3 separate regions of the Mus musculus genome follow, and all the other regions are linked to region 1. The links are chromatin loops, found by intact Hi-C in ENCODE. Cell type or tissue: left cerebral cortex. All regions are shown on one strand. Links, peaks and the distances in the headings refer to the core of each region. The heading gives the core; the rest is flanking DNA. Region 1 holds the start of Pacs1 (phosphofurin acidic cluster sorting protein 1). Region 2 overlaps Pacs1 (phosphofurin acidic cluster sorting protein 1). Region 3 overlaps Pacs1 (phosphofurin acidic cluster sorting protein 1).

The links. A loop is a pair of places that touch in the nucleus more often than their neighbours do. Peaks named below come from ENCODE experiments on the same cell type or tissue, not always from the same donor. Only the 100,000 strongest peaks of a DNase experiment are listed, where the experiment ranks them.
Region 2: a loop joins it to region 1, with 2.1 times the contacts of the local background. A loop is called at or near these places in 23 of 42 quality-filtered maps.
Region 3: it touches region 1 in a loop (2.3-fold over the local background); 4 of 42 quality-filtered maps call a loop at or near these places.

What each region holds. Positions count from the first base shown.
Region 1 is chr19:5,266,120-5,276,124 of GRCm38, reverse strand. It overlaps Pacs1 (phosphofurin acidic cluster sorting protein 1), which reads left to right and starts at 3,006. Exons shown (of 24, transcript NM_153129.3): 1 at 3,006-3,586. The coding sequence starts at 3,237. It overlaps Sf3b2 (splicing factor 3b, subunit 2), which reads left to right. Exons shown (of 21, transcript NM_030109.2): 19 at 962-1,061; 20 at 1,148-1,333; 21 at 1,598-2,204. The coding sequence ends at 1,669. In left cerebral cortex, for the core only: no CTCF peak of the experiment used is centred there; DNase peaks (open chromatin) are centred at 2,489, 2,911, 3,565 and 3,888; H3K4me3 peaks cover 2,155 bases; H3K27ac peaks cover 3,054 bases.
Region 2 is chr19:5,195,924-5,205,928 of GRCm38, reverse strand. The region is part of intron 1 of Pacs1 (phosphofurin acidic cluster sorting protein 1); the gene reads left to right. Among named protein-coding and RNA genes, the nearest start is that of Pacs1, 72 kb to the left of the region's middle. In left cerebral cortex, for the core only: a CTCF peak has its summit at 6,024; a DNase peak (open chromatin) is centred at 1,497.
Region 3 is chr19:5,146,240-5,156,244 of GRCm38, reverse strand. Pacs1 (phosphofurin acidic cluster sorting protein 1) reads left to right here. Exons shown (of 24, transcript NM_153129.3): 6 at 298-389; 7 at 476-556; 8 at 2,522-2,581; 9 at 3,425-3,585; 10 at 3,878-3,971; 11 at 9,038-9,118. Among named protein-coding and RNA genes, the nearest start is that of Gm30840, 26 kb to the right of the region's middle. In left cerebral cortex, for the core only: CTCF peaks have their summits at 4,718 (motif pointing right) and 6,586 (motif pointing right); DNase peaks (open chromatin) are centred at 4,350, 4,727, 5,086, 5,681 and 1 more place; H3K27ac peaks cover 2,740 bases.

The sequences.
Region 1 (10,005 bases), core at 773-8,772:
ACTACCACTCTAGACCATGTGCTCTCTAACTCTTCCCATCGAAGAGGTAACTTTGTTTTTGATTGTTTTTTGAGACAGGGTTTCTCTGTGTAGCCTTGGCTGTCCTGAAACTCACTCTGTAGACCAGGCTGGCCTCGAACTCATAGATTCTCCTGCCTCTGTCTACATACAAAGTGTTGTGCTTAATGGTGTGAAACACCTCTACTATTTGTTTTTTTGAGATCATCTTCCTATATAGATCTGCCTGTCCTGGAATTCAGTATGTAGCCCAGGCTGGTCTCTTACTCACACTCACAAATATCCGCCTGCCTTAGCCTTTGAAGTGCTGAGTACAGCACCAGACCTGACTTCGATCTTTTAGAAAAGCAATCAACGTTACTGTGTGTGCATACTTGATGTGTGTGTGTGTGTGTGTGTGTGTGTGTGCGCGTGCGCGCGCGCATGCGCATGTGGGCGTGTATGGGGGGGCGTGTGTGTGTGTGTGTGTGTGTGTGTGTGTGTGTGTGCTCGCGTGCGTGTGTGTGCGCCTGTGTGTGGAATTGGTTTTCTCTTTTCTCCTTTATGTGGGTTCCAGGGATGGGACTCAGTCAGGTTTGTACAGCAAGGATTTTTATCAGCTGTGCTATTTTGCTGGCCCTCACCTGTTCTTTTGACAGCTTCTCTGTTGGAAAGCTTTCTATGAAGCTTTAGCCTCTTTGTCCACTAATGCTTCCTTATGAGTCTTGGCTTAAAGGATCCCTTAGCTTAGTCTCTGTACCCCTTACAGATTGTGTCCTGTGGGGCCAGTACTGACCCCACTCCACACCCCTCACCCAGCGTTTCTTATGGGCCTCCTTCAGTGGCAGAACCTTCAGCCGTAGTTATCTTGGGATTCTCTTAGAATTCAAGTGTCACTTATGTTTCTTTTGACTCAGGAGACCCTTTTGCCCCTTATTGGGTTTTATTTTCTTGTCCTTTGCAGAAGTGAGACACCTCAGTTATTCACTGTATTGCCAGAGAAGAGAACAGCCACTGTTGGGGGAGCCATGATGGGATCCACCCACATTTATGACATGTCCACGGTAAGCATTGGAGAACATTGTTTTGTAACTGAGATGGAGCCCGCGTTTCTGAGAGTCTGGAGATAATAAGGTTCTGAATTTTTCAGGTTATGAGCCGGAAGGGCCCAGCCCCTGAATTGCAAGGTGTGGAAGTAGCGCTGGCGCCTGAGGAATTGGAGTTGGACCCCATGGCCATGACGCAGAAGTACGAGGAGCACGTTCGGGAGCAGCAGGCACAAGTAGAGAAGGAAGACTTCAGCGACATGGTGGCTGAGCATGCTGCTAAGCAGAAGGTGGGAGCAACCTGTGGGCCTAGGAGGAGGGCTGTCCTTTCTGGTGGAGGGAGAGGCGGGTGGACTCGGTGCCTGAAGGTCTCCGAGATGCTCCATTGGTGGCAGTCTCTTAAGTTCAGGAAGAGGAAGGAAGTCATTTAGCTCTCAGGGGGAGAGGAGAGTGTGGTTTCAGTGCTTTTTACCTTAATTTTATGTCTGGGTCAGGCTGCCTCCTGTCTGGGGTTGTCTAACCTATTGTAACTTCTCTCTCTCTCTCTCCTACAGCAAAAGAAACGGAAAGCTCAGCCCCAGGACAGCCGTGGGGGCAGCAAGAAATACAAGGAGTTCAAATTTTAGGTCCTGCTCGCATAGCTGGCCTGCCTTTAGGCTCTTTGTATGTCTGGGCTTTCTCTGTGGCTCCCTAAAGCTAGATCTGGACTCCCTAGGCTCGTCACTTCCTGTTCTTATTTTAGACTTGTTTTGTAAATAAAGCTGTTTCCCAAGGAAGGATGAATACAGGCGCTCTTGAACCTCTCTCTCTTTTAGCTTCTGCAAAAGCATCTACTTCTTGCCTGTAATCACAGATGGCCCATAGGACTATGGGACTGTAGTTCTGAACTGAACTTGTGGGTAGTTCACTATCCCTACCCCTCCTGTGTGTGAAGGCTCTGCTGAAGGTACCTTTGGGTCTGGTCTGACCTTACTGCTTTGTCCGTGGGGAATAAAAATAGCCAGCTTAGCACCGTGGCTAGGCTGGGAAGTAACTGTAGGCTAGGGAAGTAGGCCAGGTCAGGCCTTCCTCATTGACCTTGTGGCAGAAAGGCCGATTTCTTACCTATTGGAGAACATCTGTCTCTAAATAAAATCTCAATTGTTCCAGAGTACTGGCTAACTACTTGGATTTACTAGTGTGTGTGTGTGTTGGTGGGTGGGTGGGTTTGAAGGGCTTGTTTTGTCTTCGTCACTGAGTTCTGAGAAGTTTTTTGAAAAACTAGACTAGGTTGGAGCACAGGATTCCATAACATTTGCTCAAGTACTGGGGAGAAGGTGTGGGTGTAGGAGAGTGCAAGAGCTCTAGGTAGGGTGGGGGTGTGTGGGGATGGCAGCTGATCAGGCCTTGAGAGAAATAGAATTCTAGAAATTGAGAAAGCACCGAGGCACTCTGGGACTTTTGTAAAGAAGGCTGTGTCGGGGGCGCTGTACCAAGAAAGGCTGTTGGACCTAGACAACCTTAGCTCAACTGGCTCCTGCCCACAGTCAAGCTGGAACTTAAGCTCCTTAGGTGGTGGCCGGCCCCTGGATCTCTACCTACTGCTTCTTTTGCAGAAGTGGGCGAAATAACCACAGAAGGGGTCGCCACAGCGGGCTATCCGATTTCCATGCAACGCGTGACCAGAACTACGTGTACTGCAGATCCCAGGGGCTGAGCGCGCTCTCGTACAGTCTTCTCCGGTCCGGGACCGCGCCCCGGAAAACCCGGGTTTCCGCTGGCGGGGTAGCAGCCGCCCGAGGAGGGCGGAGGGAGGAGGGGCGCGGAGCCTGCACGCCGAGGCCTGCTAGGGACTCCAGGGCCGCGCCGCGAGAGCGCGCGGGCTGTAGCCCCTTCCCGGGGGCCGCGGGGCCGAGCGCGAGTCTGGCCCCGCCCCTCGGCGCCGGTCTGGGTGGGGCCGCGGCTCCCCGCCCCTTTCGGACACGCCCACCCAGTGTCTGGGCCTCGCGGGCCGCAACAGGCGGCGGCGGGCGAGCGCGAGGACCGCGCGCAGCGAAAGCCCGCGCGTGCGTGCAGATTCGCTGGTGGCTCGCGCTCCGCCGGGCGTTCTGAGGAGACGCGCTGAGCCGCTGCCGCCGCGGGGGGAAGCCTGAGAGTCGCTCGCGTGCCCTCAGTCTGCGTAAGCCCCGCGCCCCTTCCTCCCCTGGCCAGGCCATGGCGGAACGCGGAGGGGCGGGCGGTGGTCCCGGAGGCTCCGGGGGCGGCAGCAGTCAGCGGGGCTCTGGGGTCGCCCAGTCCCCGCAGCAGCAGCCGCAGCAGCAGCCGCCGCAGCCTCAACAGCCGACGCCCCCCAAGCTGGCCCAGGCCACCTCGTCCTCCTCGTCCACCTCGGCTGCGGCCGCCTCCTCCTCGTCCTCCTCCACCTCCACCTCCATGGCCGTCGCGGTGGCCTCGGGCTCTGCGCCTCCGGGCGGTCCAGGACCAGGCCGCACCCCCGCCCCAGTGCAGATGAATTTGTATGCTACCTGGGAGGTGGACCGGAGCTCATCCAGCTGCGTGCCCAGGTGAGCAACGGGCGGCTGGGAAAAGGTGTTGGCCTAGGGGACCGCCAGGCTGGCTCTGTGACAGGCCCCGCCTCCCCATCTCTCCGGGGCGAGTGGAGGGTACGTCCTCCACTCCTAGCTCATCTTGGCTTTGGGGGGTGGGGGCTGTCTTCTCCTGGGCCTTCCAAGACTGTTGTGTGGGCCTGCCCTCTCCAGCAGTCCCACCTTCCGCCTTGGCTCGAACCACCCTCCTGTCCTCCTGGAGCAATGGTGGCCTCGGGGACCCAGCCCAGTGGCCTTCCTTGGCTGGGTCTGACCGAATCTGGCCTTCCTTACGGTCAGTAAGTCACTCTTCTTCCTGCCTCACTGGCGCCCGTGGGCTGTACATATGTTAATGTTACACAGATGTGGTAAAGATGGCTTTGATATAGTTCTTTCCCAACGTACTTAGCATGTGCCAAATTCATTTGTCACCTGTTGCAGGTAAAGCTGGTTAACACTTGGGGGTTCAGTACATACATTCATATGTTCTTCATGCTACACACATTCTCTGGGTACTCTGTGCTCTTAGTTTGGACATCAGTTGAATGTGTTCTTAAATGCAAGTTTTCATTTCCTCCTCCACTAGATACTGGTCACAGAGTCTCCAGGTTCCTATGAGCTCTGTAAAATGACTGCCTTGTTCCTAAATTCAACCCATTTTTCTGTCCATTGGAACTATCTGAAAACTTGCATCAAAAAATTATGCTTGTTTCTCTATGGCAAAGCAGTTGTTGTATATACTTCTTTGGGGACAGTGTGTTGGATTGACCCTATGCTAAGACAGCCTGCAGGGTTGGTTTTGCCCAGTAAGCACAAAGAAATGCCTGGAGGTGTTCATTTTGTGCTTCTAAACCGAGTTGATTCTCAGGTTCTGTTCTTTCTTACCCTGTGAGTCCAGCAGAGCAGGTGGATGTGCCTGTAAGCCAGAGATTGGGTGCCCTGTGGGGTTCCACCCTCAACTCAACTCTGCTGGTGTTTCTTTCTCTCCCTTTATTTTGAACAACATCACACCACAACATTGTACCAATATATAGGGCATGAAAAATGATGACACAAGCACATCTTTCTTATGTCATTTATTGAAAAATATAGAACATTACCCCACCTGTCAAACTCTCCAGGTTCCTTGCTGAATTACATTCTGGCTTCCCCTACACACTTCTGAATTATGCCCCCCCCCCCATTACAGTGTACTACATATAAGTCTGTAAATATATTTTTTAGTTTTGTGTGTTTTTTATTTTTGTTTGTTTGTTTTTGAGACAGGATCTTACTTGCCTTGGCTAGCCTGGAACTCACAGAGATCTGCCTGCCTCCTGCCTTCCCAGTTGCTAGTATTAAAGGTGTGCACCACTACTCTTGGCTTCAACGTTTTTTTGGAGCTTGCAGAAATGTTCTTATATTGTATGTAGCCTGTCACTTTTAACTCAGGCTTATGCAAATCATCAATGTTGTCTAGTAGCTCTAGTTTTTAGTACTTTCTCTAATGTATAGTATTTGGTTATATGAACTAATATATGACTCTGATAAATATTTAGGTTGTTCCCTGTTAACATGGGCAGTTTTGTGTGTGTGTGTGTATGTGTAAGTATGTATGTATATATGTATGTATTTGCTCAGGATTTGTGCTCTTGGGCAGAAGTTTCTTTAGAGTATGTTTGAAGTATATATAAAGTATATGTGTGTGTGTGTTTGAATATATTTATATTTATATGTACATACACACATAAGTATATACGAAGCATATATAAAGGAGTGGAGTTGATACTTGGAGAGTGTGGATTTGAAGCTTCAAGAGATGGTACTAGACTGTTTGCCATTTCTGCCCTCCACGTTTCATCCCTTTGTGCACAGTAGTCCCTGCACTGATTTATAGTGTCCTCTTTGTCCTCCTTTGAGGAAATCAGGAACCACAGTAATTTACTTTGGCCAGAGCCCTAGCATGACACCAAACTCAAATTAGAGCTCACTGTGGAATGGCATGCCTTTTGGTCCTGAGCAGGCCTCTTTTTATTTTTATGTGGGCCTGTCCATTGTTGAAGTATGGTATTCACCTCTTCCTTGCATAAAAGTCCTGTGCTCCACCCTGCATGGGTCTGCTGTTAATAAAACATGTTCTACTTTGGATCGTGGCCTTGTCTAGCTTGTTAGATTGAAAAAGCGTGCATTGATGGGCAGAAGCTGTCATAAAGGGAAACAAATAGAATCACCACTGAGTTTTGATTTGACCGTAAGAACTCTTGGTTACTAAAAAGTCTGCAATAATAAGTTACTAGCTCCAGAAACAGGGTAGGCATTCTATATGTAGATGTGTATGGCTATGTCTTGTTTACTGACCAGTCCTGGCCTGTCTTCTGCCCTTCTATGACTTTGCTTTTAGCCCTTATCCTTGTGCCTCCCAGCACCTTGGGAAACACTTGTGCTTCTTGGAGCATGCTGCTGTGTCTTTAGAAGGAAAACACCTTTTCTGTGGGCAGAAAAGGACATGCTATTGGCCCTTCTAAATAGGAAGTCGTTTGGTTAATTTGTTGTCTCCTTGTACTTGTCCATGTTATTTAAAATATACTACCAGGCCAGGCGTGGTGGCGCACGCCTTTAATCCCAGCACTCGGGAGGCAGGTGGATTTCTGAGTTCCAGGCCAGCCTGGTCTACAAAGTGAGTTTCAGAACAGCCAGGGCTATACAGAGAAACCCTGTCTCGAAAAACAAACAAAACAAAACAAAAACCAAAAACCTACCAACATGAAGCTCTATGTAGAACTGGAACTAACCACCTTCTCTCGTGTAATCCAGTGAGACACAAACCTGTGAGCTAGGCAATGAAGAAATGTGAATCTGAGGACAGATGTGCATGAGAACACTGTGGGGCTGGGCATAACGACATATGCGTAGTCTGAGGCAGAACATTGATGACTCAAGGACAGCCAGAGTTCATAGTTTGAGGCCAGCCAGGGAGAGATAGCAAGACTTACTTGAGATTAGACAAAGAGAAAAATCCAAAAGCAGTCAGCACTGTAAGAGTGGGTGTCACCTAATACGGAAAAGAGGGGGTGCAACGGAGCAATAGGAAGGTCATGCTGCTATCTTTGATACTTTAGAAAATTTTATTTGCTTTTGAAAAAAATCTTTGTGGACATTTAAATAAAGGTGAGCTAAAAGTGAGCATTCTAGATGCTTTTAGGTGCCTGCCTGTTGGTTTTTAATTTCTGCTAAATTCTCAAAATTGATAGTATTATTTTTAAAACTTTCAATAGCATACTTACAGTTGGCTTTAAAATGGCTTAATTGTTCTTTGCATTGATGCTTCTTTTTATCAGCATTAAAACAGAAAACAGCATTAGCATATGTCCATGACTCAAGCAGTGTAGAAAGAGAGACTCTGTAATGGGAAAGGCCCCGATCCCACCCCTGTTCTCACTTCTCAGAAATTAGCACCGTGAAATATGGTTATCTTTAAGACTTTATTATGATAAAATAAAGGGCTGGGGATGTAGCTCACTTGGTAGAGTGCTTACCTAGCACGCACAAGGCCCTCAGTTCAGGGCCAGCACCATGTAAGACTGGGTGTGGCAGGCCATACTGGTAATCCCAGCATTTACATAGGAAAGACAGGAGTTCAAAGTTATCCTTAGTTATAGAGTAAGCCTGAGGTCTCTCTGGGATACAATAGGCCACCAAAACAACAAAAATCAAGCCAAACTGTTACAACATGAATAGTCAGCTCTGCTGTTGCTCCCTTAGGAAACTCATAGCTGTAAGAGTTGGAGTTGTCCCCTCCCTTACTGAATTGTTCTCTGCTGTGGCTCCATATGGCAAGTAGAGGCCTGGAGTGAGGTGGTAAGGGGAGGGGAGAGGGGGAGAGGAAAGGGGAGACTGTTGCTCAGGTTAAACGAAGGGTTTTAGAGTCTCATTACCTATATTCTCCTCAGTCTTTGTAAGGTGAGATTTCCCCTTCATATTTTCTTTTTTGAATCGCTAAAGTTAGGAAAGGCAGAAAATTATTAAATTGTATAAACATACAAAAATTTCTCAGCTGTATAAAATTGATTAGGAGTTGATATATGCCCTACTGTATAACATACAAATTGTATCAAATTGGGACTTGGTTTCAAAGCACACTTGAATGTCCTTATCTTTTCATGTAGGGAAGGAGTGCACAATTTCTTCCTAAATTATATTAAGCATACAGAAAAGAGTTACTAAAGTTAACCCTTATCAGACAAAAGTGTTATAGCCAAAGGAGGTGGCCAAGCTGCACTGGCAGGCTAGCTTGCAGGAGAAATGTTATCTGCATGAAAGCACTTGGGAAGGAAGGGATGCTACTCTTACCACAAAAGCACATGCAAGCTGGAACCTCAGTATGATTACTGGATGCTAGGACAGACCCTTTATGCCTTAGACTTTCCAGCAATTGGTTACAAATACTTTTACTTACCATCCATTCTAAGATGTACATTAAATAAATACAAAAAAGGCCTATAAAGCCACAGGGGCAAGTACTTCTTAAATGATAGATGTAAGTAAATGCAAGTGATCAAATAAGAGAGAGCTTGTGAAATGTCTGTTATCGCTCTAGCATTGGAAGTACTAAAAGCATTGTTTGTGCCCTAGGAGATTTGAATTTCACATTGTGAGTGTTGTAATAGGATATCCTTCCTATCAGGGTAATATCATTCCTGTAGAAAGCTCAGATTCCTTAAGTCAGAAAGAGAATGACTTTCACTGAGTCCGTTTCACATGTATTGATTTACAGATAGTTGGAACACCGTAGTTATGTGATTTCTTTTCACTTCTTTTCTTTTCTTTCCTCTTCTCTTCTAAGACAGAGTTTCTCTTTGTAACTCTGGCTATCTTGGAACTTGATCTCTAGACCAGGCTGGTTTCAAACTCAAAGATCTGCCTGCTTCTGCCTACCTAATGCTGGGAATGAGGCATGTGCCACCACCTTCCAGCTACATGGTTTCTTTCAAAACTAGTTTTCTAGTTTCTTGGCCAAACCACTGAGTACTCTTGCTTTCTGCTCTTGTAGGAGGAAATGCAAGTCAGAGACTGTTTGTGCTATCTTGTGTCTTGACTCCTTCGCCTGGGGAGACTAACTGGTCCTGCTTTGGCCTGGACTTGAAACTGTTAAAGTAGACCTTTCGTGGCCTAACTTGCCTCTGACATCATTCTGGAAGTGCTTGGGCAATCTAGGGAAACTGGGAATGACTTGCCAGCATAGAGTTTGCAGCGCTCATGAGAAAAGCCAGAGTTGAAGCTGGCTTGAGAACTTCTTACAGAGAGGGCCTTGAACAAGGTGGTTCCAGGTTGATAAGCCCTCACAGGATCGCTCCTTTAGGCTTAGACCCAGGAGTCACTAGCACTGCAGGAAGGTTTTAGAGAACCCAGATGTATATGTGTTGATAAGTACTCTAGAGTGGTTCCTTTACATAGAAACTTAGAGACAATTGCTTAGAAAGCTGACTAGAAAATTAAGAGTGCCAGGCAGTGGTGGCGCACGCCTTTAATCCCAGCACTCTGGAGGCAGAGGCAGGCGGATTTCTGAGTTCGAGGCCAGCCTGGTCTACAGAGTGCGTTCTGGGACAGTCAGGACTACACAGAGAAACCCTGTCTCGAAAAAAAACCAACCCCCCCCCCCAAAAAAAAAGAAAGAAAATTAGAAAGGACTGTAGTCTCAGTCAAGGGCCCCACCGAGGCAGCCCTTTATGTGTCCTTTTGTCCTTGGGAAGTGCAAATAACTAATGATATACATTGCTGCTTAACTTGAGAACCTCCAGAAAAAACATTCTTTTCAATTTAAAAAATTTATTTTGGCAGAGTGTGGTTACTATGTTGTATAAGTGGAGATCAGAGAACTTTGTAGACATGGATTTCGTAGACTTGATTCTCATCTTCCACCTTTACATGTAGGCAGCAAACTCAGGTTGCTAAGCTTGCTCAGTAAGCATCTCATCAGCCATTTCTTTTCTTTTTAAAACAGGGTATCGTGTAGCCCAGGCTGGCTGTAGGCTTGCTACATTGAACTCCTGATTTTCCTGCTTCTATCTCCAAAGTGCTGGAATTATAGACATTATAGACCACCACACCCAGCAAGAGTATAGTTTCTGAAAATATCTCAGTTGTCTGGCGTGGTGGCACATTACTATAATCAGTGCTTAGTAGGCAGAGGCAGGAAGATCAGAGTTCTAGGCTAGTCTTTGCTATACATAGTGAGTTCAAAGTCAGCCTCAGCTACTGAAACCGATTTAAAAAATAACCAGCACTGGAGAGTTGCTTATCAGTTAAGAGCATTTGTTGCCATTGTCGAGCCCAAGTGGCTACTCTTAATAGCCTTTAACTTCTGTCTCCCCTATCCCACCCCCAATCTGATGACCTCTTTTGACTTCCATGGGCACCAT
Region 2 (10,005 bases), core at 1,347-9,346, 71 kb after region 1:
GGCTACGTAGTAAATACCAAGACAGTCTGGGCTAGCAATTTCACAAAATTTTTGCTTTAAAATGAAAAATAAAATAATTTATGTCTTATACACAGTGTTAAATCAGTAATTTAGAGGCTTGGCACTACTCAGAGCTGATTATCAGTTGCTTTGCCCAGCAACTGGCAGTCATCATATAAATTCTCTCTCTAGCCTCTGCTTGTGCTCTGGCATCTCTGATGCTTCCTTGCAGCTAGCTGTAAAGCCAGCTTGAATTATACGCTTGTCTATGTGTCTGTTACCCAAAGGATATTCATCTCCCAGCTGTGGTAGTGTCTCACACCTTTATACACACACACACACACCCAACCCCCACCCCTCCCACACACCCCCACCCCCACCCGCACCCACACACACACACACACACACACACACACACACACACACTGGGCAGGTGGATCTCTGTGAGGTCAAAACTAGAGTGGTCTACAGACTTTCCACACACACACACACACACAAACACACACACACACACTGGGCAGGTGGATCTCTGTGAGGTCAAAACTAGAGTGGTCTACAGACTTTCCACACACACACACACACACACACACACACACACACACACACACACACACACTGGGCAGGTGGATCTCTGTGAGGTCAAAACTAGAGTGGACTACAGACTTTCCACACACACACACACACACACACACACACACACACACACACACTGGGCAGGTGGATCTCTGTGAGGTCAAAACTAGAGTGGTCTACAGACTTTCCACACACACACACACACACACACACACACACACACACACACACACACACACACACACACACAGGGCAGGTGGATCTCTGTGAGGTCAAAACTAGAGTGGTCAAAACTAGAGTGGTCTACAGACTTTCCACACACACACACACACACACACACACACACACACACACACACACACACAGGGCAGGTGGATCTCTGTGAGGTCAAAACTAGAGTGGTCTACAGACTTTCAGGACAGCCAAGGCTACACAAAGAAACATTGTCTCAAAAAACTAAAACAAAAAAACAAAACAAAAAAGAATTCATCTACTAGTTTTTGTTGTTTTGGTTTGCTCTGCTGTTTTGAAACCGTGTAGACTTCGTAGGTAGACACTGACGTATCAGGGGTCTTTCCAGCCTCGGCCTCTTGAATGCCAGGATTAAAGGTGTGGAGCACAATGGCCAGCTTCACCTGCTAATTTATCATGATAATAAGCACTGAACATGGTTGGCTCCATTTTAATAAATTATAACTAAGAATGTGCTTGAACTAAAAACAACTAATTTGACTTGTAATTGTGATTTGTTTTCAGTTATGACGAATCAGCCAGTCTATTGAATATGTTCTTTATACCAGCCATTATTATTGTGGGCTTATTAGTGTGAATATGATGTGTCCTGCCCATGAGAATAGAACTCTCGGGATGGAAAACAGCAGTACATGTATACTTTCAGCAGTGTGGCTGCAGCCGTGGAAAACGTGTGGGTGCAGGGCTCAGTGCTATGCTATAGTACTGTCTACCCACTCAAGGCTTGCTTTCTTGCCTCTTGAATTACACCAATCACTGGACACAGTGTCAGGTAGTTTGGAAGAAGGAGTTGGAATTAAAACACCCTTTGTGCCTGAAAGTTTGTTATTTTTTCCTCTTAGATTTCAAGTCTGTGTTTGGTTTTTTTTATACTGTTCAGACCATAAAACACTAATGGATATCAAAATATCCCCCTTGTATTATTTTCCATTGCTATTATTTTTCCATTCTTTTCCTACTTTCACTCCCTACAACACACATATACCAGGTTCTTCCTTAATGTGTTTAAGGATATATATATATATCCTTATTCTGATAAATTTTTATTTAAAGCTGTGTTACTCTTAAAGTATATTTAAAGTATTTCTTTTAGCTACTATGTTATAAATCAACTGATTTTTGTTTTGTTTTTTAATTCTCCCAATAAGGATACCTAGTTTGTTCTCTACCTTGCTGCACTACAAACAATAACGACAATAAATGACCTCATGTCTCCTCAGATGCTTATATGGGTAAATGGCAGCAAGCGTCCCTACCGGGTCACAGAGTGCAAGGCATAGTGTCTGATTTTGTGTCTGCCTGCCATTTGTGTTAACATGTTTTAGCTACAGTTTCTTTTATTAGTAGTGAGATTTCTTTCTTTTTTCTTTTCTTTTCCTCTGTATGCAGCTCTGGTTGTCCTAGAATTCTTGGGTAGACAGGCTATCCTGAGCTCACAGAAATCTACCTGCCTCAGCCTCATGAGTGCTAGGATTCAAGGCACGTATCTCTAATCCCAGCTAGTAGTGGGGCTTTCTGACTATGATAGTAAATTTATGAATTTTTCTTTTATTAATTACCCAGTCATATTCTTTTCTTTTTTTCCTAATAGAATTCCTGATAGCTATTATAGATGTCTTCTTTATAATAGTGTTCCCTATTTAGATTTTTTTTTTTTTGAGCCAGGGTCCTCACTGTGTAGTCCTGACTGACCTGGAGTTTGCTCGGTAGACTAGGTTGGCCTCAGGTTCACAGAAGTCCATCTATCTCTGCCTCCTGGGTGCTGGGATTAATTAGTAAACATATGCCATCACACCTGGCCTAGGAATCCTTCGTTTTGATACTGGTTATTCTACTTATAAAGAATAGTGCTTTCTTATTTATTTAATGACTGCCCACACCCTTGGGGCATTTCGTTTCAAGCTATTTGTATGGCTGGTTCTTTCTTTTGTAGATCTTAACAATAGTTTAGCACTTGAATCTCATCACTTCTCACCAGCTGTGAGAGTAGGGCACCAGGTCTATCTCAGTCACCACTGTGTTAGGATCTGTGACAGATACTGACAAACATCAGGTGGCAATTAGTGACTATATTCCCAGTGAATGATATCAGCCCTGCAGCAAACACAGCCCCAGAGAGCCCACATGCTGCCAGAAGGATGAATTACACTGTTCTTCCATGAGAAGAAGGTAGCTGTTACAGCAGAGCCCTTAGGCTTGACTCTGGTTTTTCCACTTTTTTGTTTTTGTTTGCTTGTTTGTTTTGTTTTGTTTTTGAGACAGGGTTTCTCTGTATAGCCCTGGATGTCCTGGAACTCACTTTGTAGACCAGGCTAGCCTCGAACTCATAAATCCGCCTGCCTCTGCCTCCCAAGTGCTGGGATTAAAGGCTTGCGCCACCACGCCCAGCTCTTTCCACTTATTTTTGAAGGCTTGAGACCATCATTTCTTTTTGTTTGGTGGTCTGAATAAGAATGGTCCCCATAGGCTCATAGATTTGAATGCTTGGTCACCAGGGAGTGGCATTATTAGAGAGTGTGACCTTGTTGTAGGAAGTGTGTCACTGGGGTGGACTTTGAGGTTTTCAGTGCTCAAGCCAGGCCCAGTCTCTTTCTCCCTCTCTCTTCTTGCTGCCTAGCTACCTGGATATAGAACTCTCAGCTACCTCTCCAGCACCGTACCCGCCTGTCTGCCACTGTGCTTTCCATCATGATGATAATGGACTAAACCCCTGAACTGTGAGCCACCTCCAATTAAATGTTTTTCTTTATAAGATTTGCCATGGTCATGTTGACTTATCCCAGCAGTAAAATCCTAAGACACTTTCCTAGGAGTGGCTGTCCCAGATATAACATCTATCATTGTTGGGGTCCATGAATTGCCTCACAAACCACACGAACACCAATCTTAGTCAGATAGGATAGTCTATTCAACATATGCCCCAGGATGGATTGACCAGGGCCACGATCCAGACTTAGGAACTGAACTGTGGCATTAAGTTAAGATTCTACAGGGTTTTTAAGTCTAAAATCCACAAACACCTTGCCAAATTATTCACCAGTCAGAATTTAGGGATGGGGGTTTCCTTAGGAGCATGACTTGGTTGTACATTTATTCTGCTCCCTTTAGTTGGGGTATTCAACTGTGGCAGGGGACTTACCTTCTCTAATATTCATGTCTTAATTTGTTTAGCAGGATGGGACTTGTCCAACACTCACGTCTTAGCTTGCTGACCAGGATGTCAGTTACTCACATACATGTCTTTTCTTGCCAAGTAGGATGTCAGTTCCCAGAGACTTAAACTTTCTTGGCCACTACGCAAAACAGAAGTCTTATTCTACATAGTTTCTTACATTGGTGCAGGTATCTCTTTTATATTGGGGTCTATCCCAGAGGCAGCTTATGAAAGAAAGCAAAGGCCATAAAAGCTTATGTACAGATGCAGGAAGTGCGTTGGATGGTTGGTTCAGGTCCAAGCTTATTGTGGGTAACTATACAAAACAGTTCTACTGACATCTATCATGGTTGGTTTCCAAGGGCACAGAACATTACCGAATATGTAGTCAGTCTTGACATTAGAACGTTTTCTAGTTACAGCAGAAATGTATGAGAAAGTTTCATTATAATGGCATGCTAGCCAGGTAACAGTTACCCTGGCCTTAGCATTCCATGTAGGCCTTACTAGTGTTTTTTGTACGTTCTGGAAACTTATTGCCTGCTCAGGGCTGCCTTTTTTTCTTTTCCTTTTCCTTTTCCTTTTCCTTTTCCTTTTCCTTTTCCTTTTCCTTTTCCTTTTCCTTTTCCTTTTCCTTTTTCTTTCTTTTTTTTTTTTTTTTTTTTGAGACGGGATTTCTCTGTAGCCCTGGATGTCCTGGAACTTGCTCTGTAGACTAGACTGGCCTCAAACTCAAGAGATTGTCCTGCCTCTTTCTCCTAAATGCTGGGATTAAAGGTTTCAGGGCTGACAAACGCCAGGTATCTCAAATTAAAATCAGTACTGTTTTTGTTTGTTAGTTTATTTGTTTGTTTTTGAAACATAATTTCCTATGTAACAGCCATGGCTGTCCGGGAACTGACTTTGTAGACCAGATCCTACAGGGATTTATTTATTTATTTATTTATTTATTTATTTATTTATTTATTATACATAAGTACACTGTAGCTGACTTCAGACGTACCAGAAGAGGGTGTCAGATCTCATTACAGGTGGTTGTGAGCCACCATGTGGTTTCTGGGATTTAAACTCAGAACCTTCAGAAGAGCAGTCAGTGCTCTTACCCACTGAGCCATCTCGCCAGCCCCCCCTACAGGGTTTTGAACTCATAGACATCCACCTGCCTCTGCCTGCTGAGTGCTGGAATTAAAGGCATGTGCCACCAATCTCATCGATCGATATTTTAAAAAACATTTTTAGGTTAATTTATTTTGTTTTGTGTGTATGGGTACTTTGCCTGCTTGTCTGTCTGTCTTAGTTACTCTGACAAAGCACCATGACTAAGACAATTTATACAAGAGTCTACTGGAGGCATATGATTTCAGAGGTTAAATCCATGACCATCATGGAGCATGGCAGCAGGCAGACAGGAATAGCTTGGGGAACAGTAGCAGAGAGCTTATATCCTTATCTGTAAGTAGGAAGCAGAAAGAGAGGTAAGAGAAGGCTAACTAGGAATAGCGTGTGCTTTGGAAACCTCAAAGCCAAGGGACACACCTCCTTCCAATAAGGCCATACCTTCTCATATTTTTCAAATAGTTCCACCAACTTGACTCCAAATAATCAATTTATAGGGTCATTCTTATTCAAACCACCACAATGTCTGTGTACCACATACATACCTAATGCCCTCAGAGGTCGGAAGACGGCATCTGATCCCCTGGAGCTGGAGTTACAAGGGTTGTGAACCACCATGTGAGTGTTGGGAATCTATCCTGAGCCTAACTGCCAAAACCATCTCCCAGCTCTGTAACATCTGTATTTCCAAAATGGCTCTGCTTATATAAATTCGGCTTATATAAAGTTTGATTCTGTTATATAAATTTAAAGCCAATAATAATAAAGTTGTACAAATCATAACAATTCTAATTCTATTTAGGGATCAGGTGAACACAGCAACTTTATCGTTACTTAGTGTCAGTGGAGTCTTAACATGAATAAACCAGTTTTTGTCCTTTGTAGGAAAGTTTCTGCAGTCATTTCTCTGTACTTGCCTGGGCCTTTTCCCATCCTCTCCTTGACTTGACTAGTGGCTGCTGAAGGCACTGCTGTTTAATGGATGACACTTGACTTGAGTCTCGCTAACAGACCATGTAGAGAGATTTTTGCCAGCAGGTCTTTACTAAGGGCCATAGAGAGTGGATTCTGTCGGAAGAGCTATGCTTTCATGTTTAACTCTGTACTCAAGAGAGCTTCAGCAGAGCTTCTTGTTATGTGGAACTTTTAAAATTCTCTTCTTTCTCATTCCAAATCTATTTATTAAAAGGCAGGATGATTGGGGAGCTCGCTCAGTGGTTAAATTTTCTGCTGTTCTTACAGAGGACTCAGCTTTGATTTTACATGATGGCTCATAGTCATCTGTAACTCCAGTTCCAGGGGACCTGATGGTCTCTTCTGGCCTCTGTGGGCACCAGGGACACACGTGGTGCACAGATATCTATTCAGACAAAACTCCCATGTACATAAGATGAAAATAAATACATCGCAAGACAACAAGCCTCAGCCTCTGAGGGAGTTGGGTGCTTGTCCTGCTTAAATGTGTTATTCAGCAAGACATATGATGACCTTATTTTTCAATTGCCTGTTTTATACTCCATTTTTTATTCTAATTTCTCAGGGTTATAAACAGCCAGTAACCATAATCATGTTTACTCCTGAGGTGCTTATCAAATTTTCCTAATTCTGAGTTTTTCTCTGCCCTAGCCTGAAGTCCCTGAGGGTGGGGTGGAGGACCACAGTTATTCTGTGTGCTACTGCCCAGGGCCATTCTGACCACCTGTTGAGTTTCAGTGGTAGGACTTCCAAAAATGAAATTTCTTCGAGCTTCCCTGTGCTTTCTTTCCTCTGAATACCAAATAATGCAGTTTGTCATTGTTGTTTCTGAGTTGGATAAGTAAATGAAAGGGCAGATGGAAGGTGACTAGCTGTGCATGTTTGTTTGTGATATGTTTTTGTTTTACTACTGAGGCTGTAGAAGCATTTCTAATGGTTTGTAGTAGTTTAGCATCACACTTCCAAGGTGGAATTATCATTCTTAAAAATATGAAGGTTCTCTCGGGCACACCACATCTCCGAAGCCATGGGTATCTGGGTTCATGGTGCCTCCAGTGGCCTTGCTGTGGTGTCTGAATCCTTCTGTTGCCACCTCTCTGGAGCTTGCTTCTCTCCCTACCCTTACTTCCTCCCAGTGTCTCTTGCACGGTTCCTATTTATACTGGAGTATCCTTCTTATCTCCTATTTTGGCTTCTCATTTCCTCTTACCCTTTTCTTTGAAATGCTTCCCTTCCACCTCCCCCCCCCCCCCCAGAGGAGCAGTGCAGTGCTGCAGATCCAGTCAGGGTCTCTCACAGGCTGGGCCAGCACATTGCCATGAACTTAAGTCCTGGCCTTTGAAGATTTTGAAAAAGGTCTGAGAATGTAGCACAGACTAGCCTTGAATTCAAGATCCTCCTACCATTGCCTCAAAAATACTAGGATTACATGCGTGTATCTCGCTTCCTCACCACCTCCTCCCTTTTGGTTTCATTATACCTCTTCCTGGTGATGGCTGACCAGTATGTAGAGTTTATTCATGTCCAGGAAAAAGAGAATGCCAGATTTTGAGGGAATTTAGATGGCACAGTAAGATTCAGTATTGACAACCTAGAACTTTTGGATATGTGAAAATCATTGCAGCTGTTGACCTTCAGTGCTCCCCAGCTGTCATATTTAGGGTTTCTATTGCTGTGATGAAGCACCTTGGGGGACTGACTTCTACCCCATAAATCAATAATTATGAAAATACCCTACAGGCTTGCCTGCAGCCCCATGTCCCTCTCCTTTCCCTAGGTAGGGTTTCTCTGTGTCGCTCTGGCTGTCCTGGAACTTACTCTATAGACCAGACTGGCCTCAAGATCTTAGAGATCTGCCTGCCTTTGCCTCCCAAAGGCTGCAACTAAAGGTGCGCACTAGCACCTGCTGGCACCCACAGCCTGATCTTATGGAGGCATTTTCTTAATTGAGGTTCCCTCCTCTCAGATGACGTTAGCTTGGGTCACCTTGACATAAAACCATCCAGCACAGCACCTAAATCTGCTTTATCTTAAACTTTGGAGTCCAACCTAAGTAAAACAACTCTTCAGTGGGGACTACCCATTCTTCTTCTGTGTGTTCAAATTTCACCCAACTGACTTGAAAACTAATATTGTAGAGTACATCAATTTGTAAATTTAACTTATACTGTTTGTCTGTGCTTTTAACTAATAATGAAATTTAGTTAATAATGAAAGTGTCATCGATATATAATCCTTTCCCATGAGTTACAGGGTTTTACACCTGAGACCCAGTACTTAATTAACCCTCCAACCGTAATTCGCTGTCTTGCAAACAGTGAATGGAATGTTTTGTAACCAGAGGGTTTGGGGTGAATGAATGAAACAATGCCGAACACTACTGAGTACAGTAGCCATGACTCACTACATCAGTCTCCTCTTCCTTTTCTCTCCAAAGAACACTGTAGAGAGAAGAAAGTCAGAACGGTACCTTAGAGGAAAGGAAGAGGACTTTGATCTTGAATAAAAAGATGATAGTGATAATTAATTATCAGGTGGTCTGATAATGGATGGTGACACATTGTAATTCCAGCTCTTGGGAGGCTGGCTTGGAAGAGTGTTTTCCAGGTCAGCCTGGGTAACAAAGCATGGCCATGTCTAAGAAGGAAAAGTTAAGATAAGTTCCTTGATTTCTGACCTTTCTAGACGTGTGATTGCATATCATGATTTGATTTTATTCTTAAAACTTTTTCAAAATTGATGCAGTCTTTGGTATAGAATTGCATTATTTTAGTGTTTGAAGTTACTTACCCATTTAATGTAACTTTGCCTTTCAGAACTACCCTAGGAGAAGTTGACTTTCTAGCCGTAGCAAAAATACTTCAACTAAATAAGAATCCAATAATTTTTAATCTTTTTTCCCTTAGATTTATTTGTTTTATGCGTATGAGCATTTTGACTGTGTGTGTGTATTTACACCATATGTGTGCCTTGGTGCTTGTGGAGATCAGGAGAGAGCATCAGATACCCTGGAACTGGAGTTAGGGATAGGTGTGAACTCTTAACCATCATCAGTCCTTATTCAACCCATTTGTAGCAGCAAAAGGCTTCATTGTTCGGTCTCACAGGATGCTGCTTAGCCATCAGAAGACTATTTCAGCCTTCTTGGTGTCTTCTTGGGTCCAGGAGTCACTTCACAAACTACATGAACAGCAGTCTCAGTCAGTCAGGGAGCATTTATTGAGCATTTGCCCCAGGACTAATGATCAGGGCCTCAAGCCGGACTTTGTTGTTTTGTTTTGAGACAAGGTTTCTCTATATAATAGCTGTCTGCCCTGGAACTCACTTTGTAGACCAGGCTGGCCTTGAACTCTTGAAAATCTCCCTGCCTCTTCCTCCCGAGTGCTGGAATTAAAAGCATGTGCTACCATGCCCAGACCGTAATCCCTGGATTTTAATTGTCTTTATTAATTTTTTTTAACTTACAAAAACCTTTCCCTATCTTTCCCTATTTTAAGACTGCTTAAAATTATTTTATTCATCTTTTCTTCTAGTACTTGGATGGATCAGTTTTCTAATATGTGTGTGTGTGTGTGTGTGTGTGTGTGTGTGTGTGTGTGTGTGTGTGTGTGTAGATAGATAGATAGATAGATAGATAGATAGATAGATAGATAGATAGATAGATAGATAGATATTAAGCCTCTGGTCATCTGAAACTTAATTTGATATGTCAAGTAGGGATTCAAATGTATTTATTTTTCCAGCCAGCTAACTAATTATCCAACATGGTTTACTCTTTCTCCTTAATTGGAGGCTGTGTTTTATATTAATGACATACGTGGTGCTGTTCCACAGACCTGCTTCCTTAGCTTTGCCTGCTTTCCTGACAAACCATCACACATCTTTGGCCTTCACTATTGGTCAATTTAACCTTAATGTGTACCTTTTTAGCTAAA
Region 3 (10,005 bases), core at 1,387-9,386, 120 kb after region 1:
CCATAACTCCAGTTCCCAGGGATTTGACACCCTCTTCTGACATCCAAGTGTGGTATACACGTATATATGCAGTGTCTGCAGACACCATAAAAGACAGGGGAGCCAGTTCACTCATTGACCTCCATCCTGGGAAATGTGTTCATGCGAGATAAGCTTAGAGATCCCTGAAAGTGATGTGGGGCTGCAACCCTCTGTGTGGTCCTTCCCTCTTCAACCCAGTTTTATTGATTCCTGTCCTCAGCATCACTTAGGATAGACCAAACCAGATCAAGGTTCTTAATAGGGTGTTTGTTCTAGATCGCTCCCCAGATATTGACAACTACTCTGAAGAAGAGGAGGAAAGCTTCTCCTCAGAGCAGGAAGGCAGTGACGACCCATTGCATGGGCAGGTAACTTCCTGTGGGTCCTTCCTCACAGTGGATGAGCCAGAGGTCCCTGGGATTTCCCAGTCTCATTCTGTTTCCTGCTCACTCAGGACCTATTCTATGAAGATGAAGATCTTCGGAAAGTAAAGAAGACTCGGAGGAAACTGACCTCAACCTCAGCCATCACTAGGGTGAGCCACCCAGGTCTAGGGCATAGGACAGCTCAGACTCTTGCTCTAAAGTATGTGGAGAGTGAATGGGTACATTAAGACCTTGTGGGGGTTTTGAAAACCCTGTATACTTGGGGTTGCACCCTCAATATTCTGATACATCCCCAGAACCTCTACCCATAAGAACCAGCATGTTAATCTACAGGATGCTATAGGCTATAGATTATGCAGAACAGAAAGAAGGCTATAACCATTTTTCTAGAATTTCAAACAATCCAAATATTTCTTTAAGGAGTACAGTGCCTCAGACCTTTCCTTTCTTGGTGATTGCTTCAGGCGATGCTCTGTCAGTTGCAGAGTAAAGCAGGTCTGTGGGGTATTGTTGTGTTAGAATAGTACGTGAAAACTACAGGAACTCTGGGTTTGATAATGTGCAATTACATTAAATACAATTCTTACCTCGGATCTAGTCCCTGAAATCAACAATGTTTGTATTACATCTCCTAACTAAGATTCCTGAGCCCATGTTAAAGTCAGAGTTGTGGACTCAGAAGCTAAAACCTGAGCTCTTTGGTAACTTGTGGCTGATCCTAGAGCTCAGTTCTCCAGGGTAGGGAGGGTCAGAGGTACCAAGAGCTTCTCGGAGGAAAAAGTCTTTTTTATTCTGGTTTTCTCAAGTGCAGGAACAGTCTGCAGACTGATACCCTGAAAGTGAGGTTTTCTTCTCATTTGGGGTAAAATTAAAGCCAGCCCTGGTGTGTCCAAGCCTGGCCTCTGGCCATGAAACAGCACTCACAACCTTTACAGTCAGGGCTCATGAGGCTGTAAGAGAGCCCACGAGACTGCAAGCCTAATTTCTCCTCTGCAGCAGTGGCTCAGGAACATACCAACGGCTCCATTTTTTTCCCAGGTTTTCAAGCCCTGTAGGGAAGACAAGTCCCAGAGTCCAAACTTTCCTTTTTTAAACTCTGAGAAAGAAAAGAGCTGTAGGACCCTCCCTGTTTTCTTCTAACCTTTATCTTTTCTGCTCTTAAATCATGAGGAGGCCCTGTTTTCTCTCCCAAAAGTACCTCCTAGGCTTCCTAAGTATCCCCTCCTGTGGCCTTTTCAGTAGCATTGTCCCCCACGTGTAGCCAGAGGTTAGTGATAATAGCCATCTCTCAGAGGCTCTTTCCAGGTGCTTTCTTGTTGTATTTCTGGACACTTGATAATGGTCTCCTTCTGCTCCTGTACAGTCTTCTCTCCCCACCACGAGCACTTTGTTCTTTGAGTTTCTTCCTTGTTGAACTTGCTCTTCCCACTGCTCTCATCCTTAAGTGCAAGTAGTGTTGTTCCCATTCCCATATGAGGTTTAGCTCTTCAGGCCAGAAATATGTGTGACTGAAAACTAACCCTGGTGCCTAAAGTAGAATAAGAAACAGGGATCAGGGAGCCTAGGCTGGGCCCAGTGAACTCTAGTGTCTGGAAATGAAGACTCATCTCAACAGATAACTGACACAGCAGTGAGTGGGTATCATAGAGCAGAGCTCTGCATAGGGACAATGAGGACACCATGGAAAAGTGGCCTCTGCTGGCAGTGCTCATTGCAGGCTGAGGGGGCAGAGGTTGACAGACTCCAGGTGTGGCTGGTAATTAGGTGGGTTGGCTGTGCAAGAGGACAAATGTTGTTCTGAGATGTGGGGACAGGGAGGTCCTGGACACTCACCAGCTGGTGCCTGGCTCTGCCAGACAGAGCAAAAGACGGGTTGGAGGTGCACCTCTAGAAAGTCCTGGGGTACGCTGGAGGCTTTGGAGACATGAGATGTCCAGCGAGCTGCCCAGGGCTCTGAGAAGTACACTAGCATTGGCTGTCTTTCTGGAGAGTGTGCAGTGTGAATGCAGCTACTGTCTGTCTTCTCTCTCTGTGTGAGGTAAGCTCCTGACACTCTCAGATTGACGACTAGTACATGTTACTTGAGAACAATTTGTATATTTTTGTCCCCACAGCAACCTAACATCAAACAGAAGTTTGTGGCCCTCCTGAAACGATTCAAAGTTTCTGACGAGGTATGATGCCTTATTTCCAGTTTCACTCCTAGGCCCTATATGGCCACTAGCAATCAGGGTTATGGGATCATGATTCCTATCGCTTGCATGCATAGCAGAGCCCCAGGAGAGATGGCATATGGAGAAGAGCATTACGTTTCTTGAAGAGAAAATGAGGGCTTCACATGAAGAGTGTGGTCTCATGGTATTTAGAAACACTTAGAACAGTCATATGTAACCATAATACTCGAGTCTCTGATAAGGGTAGCAGTGAAAGATTTGGCTATTGTTTAATTTGTCTTCATATCCCAAGGGCAGCTACAGTGAACAACATCCCAAGTGTGATATATCCTCATTGATCACCTCTGGGTAGAAATCCTTAGACCCTGGAGGTCCTGGCTTCATTCACCCAGGTTCCTAAGTAAACTAAAAGTGAGTAAAGATAGAAAATGTTGAGAAAGGGTTTTTGTCTCACTGTGGGCTGCAAAAAGTAGCTTACACCTGAATTTAAAGGACAGAGCAGGAAATGGGCTAGGCTACCAGATTGGGGTTTCTTGTATGAGTCCCTGGGAGGCACGCCAGCACTGTGTCTTCCCCCTGGTGCCGGCCCTGGTTTGGATACTGATCGTAACTGAGGGAGAAAGTAGCCCCAGCATGTCCCTGCTCTCAGAGGCTGACCATATAAGGTCACAAAGGTTACTCGAGTACTCGCACTCCGTTGGTCTAGAGGGACAGTGCTGCATGTCCCTCTAGGGGACACTGAGGGCACCACTGACAGATGACCTGGGAGACAGGACTTGCTCATCTAACCACAAGTGTTAATAGGGAGAACTCCAGACTCATAGATGTTTGTTTTGCTTACAGGTGGGCTTTGGGCTAGAACACGTGTCCCGGGAGCAGATTCGGGAAGTGGAGGAGGACTTGGATGAACTGTACGACAGTCTAGAGATGTACAACCCCAGCGACAGTGGCCCTGAGATGGAGGAAACAGAAAGCATCCTCAGCACCCCAAAGCCCAAGCTCAAGTGAGACCCAGAGCTCCTCCCAGGCCACCTCCCAAGCTCCCCTTCCCTCCATCATTGTGTCCCTTGCCTCCTCTCTCATTCACTCAGAGGACTGTAGCTTTTCATCATCTCCATGGCAAGAGTCCTGATAGGAATCTCTGCAGATCCCTTGACCAACTCCGTAGCATGCTACCCAACCAGTGTCTGCGAAGCCTGAGTTGCTGCTGAGCCTTGAGTGCTGATTCACTCAGCCTTGGGAGCTGCTCTCTGAGCTGCAGTCACCGCTGACAGCCACTGTGCTTCTTTGCTGCAGGCCCTTCTTTGAGGGGATGTCTCAGTCCAGCTCACAGACGGAGATTGGCAGTCTCAACAGCAAGGGCAGCCTCGGGAAAGACACCACCAGTCCTGTGAGCAGAACGATGGTGAAAAGGGTTGGGAGAGGGACCTGCCGTATTTGGGTTCTCACTCTGGGCCCTCTGCTTCTCTTAAATGTCACTCCTTTGGGGGCCTACAAAGTATCTTCAGTCTTCCTCCTCTGAGCCCTGCCTCGGAACCCTCCCTGAGAGCATGGGGCAGAGTGCATGCCATTTGGCCTATCGGGAAGAGAGTCTGCCTTCAGGCTACAAAAAGAATCAGGTATAAAAGGACAAAGTGATCTGTCCAGGAAACAGGGGAGAGCAATACGGTGGAAGAATGTACTGTTTAGTGAGTAGGTTTCATTCTGCCTGCTGAGCAGGAGAGCTGTCTGCTATGGCTCCTAGCAGCTGGTCAGAGACTGAAGCCTGTCGTTGTCAAGCCCTCCTCAGCCTTGCAGAAAGAAGCTGTTCATACCTTTGCCCACAACTAAAGGCAGACAGTCACCATATATAGTTTTAGAACCGAGCTCTGATGTGCTATTTAGAGCCATATTTTTCTGTTAATGAGAGAAACTGATTATCTCCAGTTCTTACTATTCTGGCATCAAATGAGGCATAATAATGTGTTCACAGGGGGAATACACATCTTACTCTGCAGTGGCTATTAACTGTGAGGAGATGAGCTGGCGGTGCCAGGCACTCCATCTGTCCAAAAGCAGTCTGTGGCTGGCCAGGCTCCTGTCCTGTGTGTGTGTGTACCTTCTTCTGGGGCATCTCAGCGACCTTTCTTCCTTCTGCCACCAGATGGAGCTGTCTCCCAGCTTATCTGTTTATTAAAGAACAGCTGGCTGCCAAGCCCACCTAGAACTGTACCACAGTAAGGAAGTGAAAGAAGGAAAACTGTGGCCAATGCTAAAAATTGCCCTTGGAGAAGCGTCAGCCTGCAGCTTGCAGATCCACCTTCCCAGCACCTTTCAAGCAGGTTCATAGTGGTTGAGAGCCAAAGAGGCAGTGTTTAGTGTGCTGCTAATATTGGGGCATGGCTCAGAACAGCTTTTCCTCACAGAGACCTGCCAGATGGCTACAGAAAGTCTCTGTCCTTGTGGATAAATAATTGACCACTAGAGCACTCAGAGCACCATCTCTGGGAAGAACCCCAGAGCCTGCTGAAGGGAAGATGATTGCACCGTGCTCTGTGAGTGATGAGCAGCGTGCTACTGTGACAGAGTATTCGTAAGGTGTTAACCAAGCCAGTGGTCATGAAGCAGTAAGCATAGAGTATGGCATACGTGAGTGTTCAGTAAATGGTCATGACCACTAAATGAGTAAGAGGAGCTGTTTAATATGGGGGGAAAGGTGTTTCTGCATTGGCAGAAGTTGACTATGTAGCCCTTGATTTGGCAAAAACAAACAAGGAAGCCACTTTTAATCCCAGCAGAGGTGGATCTTTGTAAGTTGGGGGCCAGCCTGGTCTACTTACTGAGGCCCTAGCTCAAACAAGGAAACAGAAAGCCTTCAACTGTAAGGGGTGAGTTTTCCAGAGTGAATCTTAACTCCATCTTCCCGCTGACTTGCTTCTTCTCAAGGCTGTTTCCTCATCTGCAACGCCTACATGGAAAACGTGTTCTCTAAAAAGCCATGTGGGAACGCTGTGAGATCCTGTGGGTCAGACTTAGGCAGAGTGTGCTGATTGATAGGCCTACTGAAGTACAGTTCTTTAGCACATCCCATTTTAGAGTTCCAAAACTGACAGACCATGAGTGTCTTCTGCGCAAGTCCTTCAATGCTAGTTCCCTTGGCCAGACCTCAAATCCGCTTTGTTGTCTCCCTGCTGAGATTTCTATTTTGAAGAGCCCATATGTCTGGGTGTGGGTGTAGAACTGTGGAATCCGTTGGGATGGAGGCACTTTGGGATGGTAGAACAAGGCTGTGCTCTTAACTTAAGGTAGATTAGGCAAAGGTGTGAGTGTTGGATCTAGTGGTTGCGCACTTCCTGTCTCACCTTGAGAGCCTCTCACCCCCATGGCTAAGCACTAGTTCTTTGTTTTGTTTCAGGATCGGGTCTGACTATGTAGCTCTGGCTATTCTTCTGGAACTTACAATGTAGACCAGGCTGGCCTAGAACTTAGAGAGATCTACCTGCCCTTGCACCCTGGAGTGCTGGGATTAAAGGCATGTGCCACCATGCCTGGCCTACTTTTTTTTTTTTTTAACTTTTTTTCTTTTTGTGGCACAGGGAATAGAACCCAGGCTTTATCTGAACTAAGGAATCTACCAGTGAGCTATGTCACCAACCTTGCTAATGTATTTTCTTTTTTTAAATTTTACTTTGTGTATGAGTGTTTTGTCTGTACATATGTATACATGTGTGCCTGGTGCCCACAGAAGTCTGAAAAGGGTGTAGGGTCTCCTAGAACTGGAGTTACACATAGCTGTGAGCCAGCATGTGGTGTCAGGAGCTGACCCTGAACAACTTCAAGAACAGCAAGTGCTCTTAACCCTGGAGCCAGTTCTCAAGACTTGTGGGGTTTCTTTTTAATTTCCTCCAAGGGAGTCTCACTGGGGAAACAAACTACTCTTTTTTTTTTTTTTTTTTTTTTTGCAAAGATTTATTTTATTTTATTTTATGTGAGTACACTGTAGCTGTCTTCAGATGCACCAGGAGAGGGCATCAGATCTCACTATGGGTGGTTGTGAGCCACCATGTGGTTGCTGGGATTTGAACTCAGGACCTTCAGAAGAGCAGTCGGTGCTCTTAACCACTGAGCCATCTCTCCAGCCCAGTTGTGGGGTTTCTTAATCTCCCACTTTTAGGCTCCAAATTCTTAGAGGATTCACTTTACTACTACAACAAGAAAGGATTTCTGCTGATACAGATTGTAGCAGTTGTTGAGTTTTCAACTCTTGAGACTCAAACACACAATCACAACATAATTTGGTTCTCTGTGCTTGTAAAGCCTGCCTCAGGACCCCCACCCAAGCCGCAGTCAGCCAAAGCGGAAGTCTGAAGCTGTGACAGTCTCCCTTCTCTGCCAAGCAGAGGCAGCACCAAAAGTGTTAGAGATTAGTACTTCCCCTAACATGCCAAGGTCATTGAGCTACACCGCAGCCCAGCCCAGCCCAGCCCTGCCCTGCCCGGCCCTGCCCTGCCCTGCCCTGCCCTGCCCAGCCCAGCCCAGCCCAGCCCAGCCCAGCCCTGCCCTGCCCTGCCCTGCCCTGCCCTGCCCGGCCCTGCCCTGCCCTGCCCTGCCCTGCCCTGCCCGGCCCTGCCCTGCCCTGCCCTGCCCTGCCCTGCCCTGCCCTGCCCTGCCCAGCCCTGCCCTTTAGGTATATTGGAGCAGGAACAGAAGTTTCAGGAGTCATGAGTTTGTTCCAGTTCTTCTTTGTCACATGCCCTTAATGCAGCTCCTATAGAAGTGGGGAAGTAGATGTCCCCAGAAGCTTCCATAGTGCCATGAAAACAACAGTGTAGCTGTCTCAGGGTTTGACAAGTCATGCCACCTTGAAACCACCCAGTGGAAATTCTTGCTGAACCCCCAGAGTGAGCTTCTACCCTAGGTCCAACCAAGCAGGGCTTTTCTGGATTCTAGACTGTTAATATTGGTTAGTCTGTGTGATGTAAATAGACTAAACACACACTCTGGAGGCAGCCTGTTCTGTGTGGCTGTGAGTTGTTACACAGGTCATGCCATTTCAAGCTCTGATGTTACTGCCTCTAGCTCAGGTACGTCAGATATGTCTTGCAGATGGCTTTAAGCTGTGGTTCTCCACAAGGGATGGTCTGCCTCTCAGAAGACATTTGTCATTGGTTTGAAAAATTTTAGCCCAACAGGAAGGGCTACTACTAGCATCTAGAGAATCAAAGACAAACTGGGGACACGGATGGTGGAGCCCTAAATGTTATTCCAGGTGGAAACACCCTGGCTTTTAGTATAGCATAGGGAGGGTTTTCCTGGTTGGTTAGTTCACCCAGTGGCATCCTGAATTAGCCTACCATTTCCAGTTATGTATATTTTACAAAGAGAAAAAAAAACTTTGAGTAGTTGAGATTAAATGAGATATCCTGAATATCTTCTTCATCCTTTGGTTTCATAGAAGAAAGAAATTCTCTGGGGCCAGTGCCTCCCTGACTCCTGTACCTTTTTGCCCATAACTGGCTGTGATGCTTGTCTGGCCAGATTATTAGCAAATATGAATGATCTTGTTTGTCCATCTGTGTCTGCTTAATAAATTCTTCACATTATGAGAAGTGCTAATAAGACAGTGGAGAATTAATTCACGCCTGACAGATTCATATGGGACTTTTTTTTTCTTAATATATTATTAGAGGAACCGTTTTCCGGATGCATCTACCAAGCAAAGGCATTTAACTACTGTTGATGTCTTTATTCTCAAAGTGAAAGTCTGAAACTGTGAGAGTCTCCCTTAAGCAGAGTCTTCTTGATGCAAAAGTGTTCAGATTTTATAGATGCAACAGAAAACCACCTAATATCAAGCCCCTTCGCCCTAGCAACATAACTGAGAGTCAGAATATCTGGCTCTGAGCCAGGTGTGGTAGCATGCCTTTTGTCCTAGTACTCAGGAGGCAGACAAGTGATCTATTGAGTTTTGAGGCTAGCCTGGTCTACCAGAGCAAGCTCCAGAACAGCCAGGACTACACAGCAAAACTTTGTCTAGAAAAACCAAAAAATAAATGAGTGGGGTTTTTAGTTCTGCACCCTGTGTATCATTTACATATATATTTTTTTAATTTTGTTATGTCTAGGCTAGAAAAGGTATTGAACCCCCTTGAACTGGAGTTACAGGTGTTGTGGACTACCTGACGGGGTGCTAGAAAGCAAACCCAGCAAGTTCTCAGCCAGTGATTATTAAGCTGTCTTGCCAATCCATACTTGATTTCCTGAAACAAACTGGCCTTTCTACCGCTGAGTTTTCACAAAAACCACCTCACATGCACCCCTCAAAAGATGAGAGCCCTAAAGGCTGTGTGAGGTTGAGATAAAGTGAAAGTATTTAAGCTTCTGGGGAGGCCTAATAAATTAGACTGCTAGTCACTTGGATTATGGGTGATGGTGGTGATGGTGATGATGATGGTGGTGATTTTGATGATTTTTCAGATGGAGTTGGCTGCTTTAGAAAAAGTCAAATCTACCTGGATTAAAAACCAAGATGACAGCTTGACTGAAACAGACACTTTAGTAAGTATGGTTTTGTCTCTTGCCTTGATCACTTCAGATTGTCTTTGTACCTTTAAAAACATAGGGAAAGCCAGGTAAAATAGTGCTCACCTGCAACCAAGGGCACAGGCTGGGGGCAGGGAGGTCCTCCCCTAGGTTAGTAAACTAGAAATGTCCCCATTCTGCCCTAAGTAGAACTGACCAAATGCTACTTTGTATTTTTTTTACTGTCACCCTCATTTACTTCTGAAAGATGATGTCCAATGTCTGGCCCTGGAGAGCCACTCCTTTCCCGACTCTGTTGCCTTATCAGTATTCAGGAAGCTAGTGGCATTAAGTCTCTGAGGGACGCTGGTCAGCTTCTCCTCCAGGAGATGCTAGAGCTGGCTAGGAGTGCAAGCCACACCCCATGAAGTAGAACTGAACCAGCTGGGCACCACCTCCTAAGCCTTTAACTGCTCCTGTGCACCTGCTAATGCTGAACACAAAGATGACATCACCTGTGCAAACCTGGACAAGGCTTGATGGAGGTCCTGGGATGAGAGGTTCTCTGAGTTGGCCACACTCATGGAGTACCTGGAAATGTGCCCAATGGCACAGGGAGCTAGACATTAGAGGGGGAACTTTACAAAGTAGATTTTGTCTGGGACAATCACATGGCAAGACCTTTTAGTGGTTGAATTGAATCCAGTAGTATTTAGGCTTATGTTTTCTATAATAACTAACCACTGCATTGCTCATCTTGAAAACAATAAAGCATTAGGTCTATCCAAGACTAAAACCTACTGCACCATTACTTCATCACTCCGTTCTTGAAATAAACTCCTCTTTCCCCATTGCTACACATGAGCAGTACAGTGATCTGTCCAAAGTGAAATTTCAGTTACATCACTTCCTGATTCTGACTC